Regions from separate parts of the Homo sapiens genome. Here region 2 is linked to region 1. Evidence: read pairs that join two places in POLR2A ChIA-PET (ENCODE). Cell type or tissue: A673. All regions are shown on one strand.

What was found. Peaks named below come from ENCODE experiments on the same cell type or tissue, not always from the same donor. Only the 100,000 strongest peaks of a DNase experiment are listed, where the experiment ranks them.
Region 2: POLR2A ChIA-PET joins it to region 1 with 10 read pairs; 5 of 35 experiments call an interaction of 5 or more read pairs at or near these places.

What each region holds. Positions count from the first base shown.
Region 1 is chr12:54,228,392-54,230,891 of GRCh38, forward strand. No RefSeq gene overlaps it. Among named protein-coding and RNA genes, the nearest start is that of MIR3198-2, 1.8 kb to the right of the region's middle. In A673, no CTCF peak of the experiment used is centred here; a DNase peak (open chromatin) is centred at 1,440; H3K27ac peaks cover 641 bases.
Region 2 is chr12:53,738,266-53,740,765 of GRCh38, forward strand. It overlaps LOC105378250 (a long non-coding RNA gene), which reads left to right and starts at 1,329. Exons shown (of 5, transcript NR_189099.1): 1 at 1,329-1,623. RefSeq lists an enhancer at 954-1,743. In A673, CTCF peaks have their summits at 2,157 (motif pointing right) and 2,380; a DNase peak (open chromatin) is centred at 1,476; H3K4me3 peaks cover 561 bases; H3K27me3 peaks cover 284 bases.

The sequences.
Region 1 (2,500 bases):
AACAGAAGCACCTGTTTCCAGAAGCAGCATGGGGGAGAAAGAGCTCATAAAGAGTCCCAGATTGTTATAAGAAATAATTTGATGGGGTTAAAATTAAATGTCCAAATTGAGGTTGCTTATGGAATTTAAAGGGGATGTTGAGAACATGGGGTGGAGAGACTAGAAAAGGAAGAAAAGAAGACAAAGAGAAAAATACACACAATATAGTAGACAAAGGGGAGAAACCATAAAAAATACAGCCTCACAAATAAATGCAGAAGCTAAGAGAGAGGAGGGAGCCAGCAACTGGAAAGCAAGATGTTACAGCTGCGGAGTGGGAGGGGAAAGCAGGAGAGCAACAGGGAAGAGGAAAAAAGGCCAAGTAGCCAAAGAGCTGAGAATCAGACCCTTCCCTTCATCTGTCTTCATCTTCTCTGTGACTTTAAGCAGGTGAATTCTTGGGGTATTCTCACAGTGGCTGCTGCCTCATCTTGGCCTGAACAACAGAATCCCCGCAATGCCTGTGTGGCATGCCCACACACACCAGTTGGCCCCCAGCTTTCACCTTGTCTTCCTGTTCCCCAACACAGATGCACAAGTCACTCTCAAGGCTTGGGGAGCACTTTGGTGTGTCCACAGGATATAATGGGCTCTCCTCTGCACACACTCACATTCAGCAGCCCTCAGTACTGGGGCTTTCACCCCCAGCTCACACTTACTTCCAAAGAGCAGAGGCTGAGGGCTGCTGACTCTTAACAGAGCGATTTAGAACTGTGTGCTCAGGCCAGGCGCTGTGGCTCACACCTGTAATCTCAACACTTTGGGAGGCCGAGGCGGGCAGATCACTTGAGGTCAGGAGTTCGAGACCAGCCTTGTCAACATGGGGAAACCCTGTCTCTACTAAAAAAAAAAAAAAAAAAAAAAAAAAATTAGGCTGGGCACAGTGGCTCACGCCTGTAATCCTAGCTACTCAGGAGGCTGAGAGAGGAGAATCGCTTGCACCCGGGAGGCGGAGGTTGCAGTGAGTTGAGATCATGCCATTGCACTCCAGCCTACGCAACAAGAGCAAGACTCTGTCTCAAACAAAACAAAACAAAAATTAGCCAGGTGTGGTGGTGGGCGCCTGTAGTCCCAGCTACTCGGGAGGTTGAGGCAGGAGAATCGCTTGAACCTGGGAGGCAGAGGTTGCAGTAAGCCAAGATTACGCCACTGCACTCCAGCCTTGGCAAAAGAGCGAGACTCCATTTCAAAAAAAAAAAAAAAGAAAAACATAGAACTGTGTGCTCAGTGATCCAATGAAGGGGATTCCCACACAGTGATCCTCCATTTTCCCCAGGCTGCCAGTGCTGCACTGATTTCACAAGCTCTGAAGCTCTTTAATGAAGACAAAAGGAGAGGCAAAATTGCCCAGTTCCTGACTTCTCCAGCACACTGAGGCAAGATTCCTGGGAGGAGAGCTATGAGCAATGATGAGGTCATCTGAATGAACGCCATGCAGGCACAGCCCCTCACTGAGGGAAACAAAAACCAAGACATAGTTTAGGAATACAAGCGTGGGTGTCAAAACCCTGGAGTTGTGCTTTCCAGTGGGCCTGAGACAGAGACAAAGTGACATGATGTTTAGAGAGCAAGAAAGAGATCGAAAGGGAAGAGGGCAAGCAGTCTCAGGCTTCCATGGTAGGAAATAAATAATGTCCAGAAGGGTCTGGCTCTGAAGTGGACCAAATGGCTCTCCTGTCCCATGTTTATGAGGTCATGGACCATTAAGCCAGCCAACCTACAGATGTCTTCATAAGACTTTACGAGATTAGACTGGGGAGACCCTATAACTCAGCAAGAAAGGAAAACAAGAGGGGAGAATTGCAGGTAAGAGATGGTAGAAACAAGTGCTCCGCTCCAGAGGCCTCACATATCAGTGGGAGGATATCTGGGTTTGGTGACCCCTTCATCTTCCTCACTTCTCTCTTCTGTGAGTTTCTGCCTATCTCCATTAGATTCAGGGCTACATCAGGCTTATATTATTCGATAATTTCTTGATTATCCACATACTTTCCTCCTCCTAACTTCCAACTGACCTCACACCATGTTCCTGACCTGCAAGCCTTCCATCCTCAGAGAAGTTTCTTTGGTATTTGTGAAGCAAATCAGAAAGATAAAATACAAAGTTTACAAATTCACATATTTTCAAACCTGATTTAGACTGCATTTGCTTGATGTGGTATTCCATAAGTTCTAATAGCCATGAGATGACTCTTCCAGGGATCCCTAGGTTGCTGAAGCCTAATATTTATTCTCTGAACCATTAGGAGCAGAGAAGAGCATGGAAACCAGGAAAGGTACACACTGAACCAGTTAAGGAAATAAGAGTAGGAAACAGGATACGCATTATCTTATTTCCTCAGGCTTGCGCCAACCTGTGGTTATTTGCAGAAAGTCAGAGACCAATAATCCTTAGAAAAGAAGCCCATGTTCTCCAAGTCTTGTTGCTCTTTCAGAAATTGAGCTGACACTCCAGGGCCCA
Region 2 (2,500 bases), 490 kb before region 1:
GCAGGAGATCCCCTCCGCCTGAGTTTTGGGATTCAGCGAGGTGTGGCGGGGGAAGGGGAGACAAAATAGAGAAAACAGGCAGCAAATGAGATGAGACTGCGGCGGGGAATCTTTGGCTTCCATGTGGAGGCGCGAGTCCCGTTCCCGCACACGGTAATTGCTAAATTACCCGCCATCTGCTCCGCTCTCAGACATAAATTACCTGCGAGGAGGAAAGACGCAGAGGCTGCGCACTTTCCTTCCTCTCCCCCAGACCCGCGCAAGGCGCTGAGGGGGTCCTCCCTCCGGCAAAGGCGGAGGGACGGCCTGACAGGAACAGTGTGCACTTGCCTCTGTCCTCCCCCGAGGGACAGTGGCCTGGGGTGACCGAGAAACCTGGCCCTCCCAAGGTCCCCGGGCTGCCAAGGAGGACCCTTCGGCCTTAGGGCGGAGCCTCCCCCGCCGCTCAGGGGAGGTGGAGCTCGTTGTGGTGGGCGGGGCTTTCTCCAGGTGGGACCCATCGCCTAGGCAGGTTTCCCCGGCCACCCTCTTCCTTCTCCCCCACTCCCTGGCGCCCACCACTCTGCTGGTGGGGAGGTGTCCCCAGCTCTCGTTGACTCCCCTCCCAGTATCCCAGAAAGAAGAGAGGAGAGCAGGCAGAGGGCAGGAGGAGAGAGAAAAGGGTCACACCCCCTTCCTTTCATTCTGCTCTGAACTTTGTCCCTCCCCCGCTAGATTCTGAAGGGTGAGCGAGGTGTGAAAGCAGATGTAGGAGAGATGACTTGAAATGGGGCACAGTGTAGGGTGCAGCCGGTTAGAGCGAGGGAGGGAATGGGAAAGCTATGCCCACTGCCAGGCGGGGTTCTTTGGGGAGATGGGCAGGCAGCCTGGGTAGGGTGGAAAGTGGTCAGGCTGGGGAAGTGAGCAGAGTGGGAGGTGGGCAGGAAGAGGGGGTCGGAGGGATGGAGGCGGGGCAGGATGGGAGGTGGGAGAAGCGGGATGAAGACTCAGAAACGAGCAGGTAGTGAGTCGTCTGGGTGATGAGCTAGAGGAGGATCAGAGTCGGAGAGAGGGGAGACAGCAAGACGTTTAGAAGCAGTTCAGGCCCTGGAAGGAATGCAGGGAGCAAAGGCTATGGCAGGGAAGGCAAGGGTGTTTGTGGGTCCTTGCAGGGTCCCAGGAAGGTGAGGGTGAGAGCCCCAGAGCCACTTCTTGCTCTGTGGCCGAGGCCTGACTTCGGAGGGGAGCCGAGGAGGCCACCTATGCAGCAGGGATGGGCGCCAGCCCTCCTTCTCCAACCCCAGGCACCTGCAGGGGTGTGCCCATCAGGGTGGGAGACGGAGTAAGCCGAGTCCCAGCTCTGAGCGCAGAAGCTAGTGGGGTTTCTTCGGAGCGATTGTTTAGTATTCATGGGGCGACGCAATCTCTCCCACATCTGCTTAGCACAGCAAGTCCTGTCATATAACTGTCTCCCGCACTGTCTGTCCATAAAGAATGTCTCGGAATTGGTGTAATTCAGAGAAATTAATGACGACTTTCCGCGGGACGGCTCCCTGGGGGATGATTAACACTTCATCGTCCATCTGATGCGCGGGGCCCAGCACTCCATCGCGAACATTTGGGCCGTGGCCAGCCGCATTAAAGGTTATTACGGAAAACGCGACCTGCAAACGGGCGAGAGGCATGATGGACCAGGAGGGGCGGGGGCCGAGGGCGAGGGCGGGGGCGGGGGCCGAGGGCGAGGGCGGGGGCGGGGGAGTCAGATCGGAGCTGCCCAAGTCCGAGATTAAGTTTCCCGAAGTTTGCGCACCTGTGGGGTCTGAGGCTGAAGGAGACTGGGTTTCTGCTTCAGTGACGGCAGGACAGGGAGGGTGTTGGGGAGCCGCTCTCCCTCCACCTCCACTGCAGGGGCTAGGGAAGGGAATGGGGACCCTTTTCATGGGTGGGCACATTGCTGTTGGAGGTTTTCCCTGCCTTTTACTCCTCACAGCATTACTGGGTTTTATTAACCTCACCTTACAGGTGATGAAACTGAGGCTCAGAGAGGTTATGTAATGTTCCCAAGGTAACACAGCTTGTTGAGACGGAGGCAGTATTTGAACTCAGGTCCTTGTCTCATGAGCTCTTGCTCTTTCCACTACACTAGGGGGCAGAAGTTCTTATGCTTTTATGTGTCTACCTCAGCTTCCTGCACATAGGTGGCAGGTGTTCGAAAACGTCTGTTGCATGAATGAATGAGTTACCTTTGCAGGCTCCATTTCCGTGATCTGGACCAGAGGTCCAGAGATCTGGAGGCAGGGAAGAGGATATGGTAAAGAAGTTCTAGTTTGGGCTAAGAAACTCAAAATAGGTTTCCTGTGAGTTTACATGCATTCTGCTGGACATTCTAAATCTCTAGAATCTAGAAGCCTGGGTTCTTGATCCTTAGTCAGTAGAAAGGAATAGCAGAGGATGTGCGCATGAGTGTGAACAAGTGTGTTTGATGAGTGAGTATGTGTAAGTTTGCATGTGATGTGTGTCT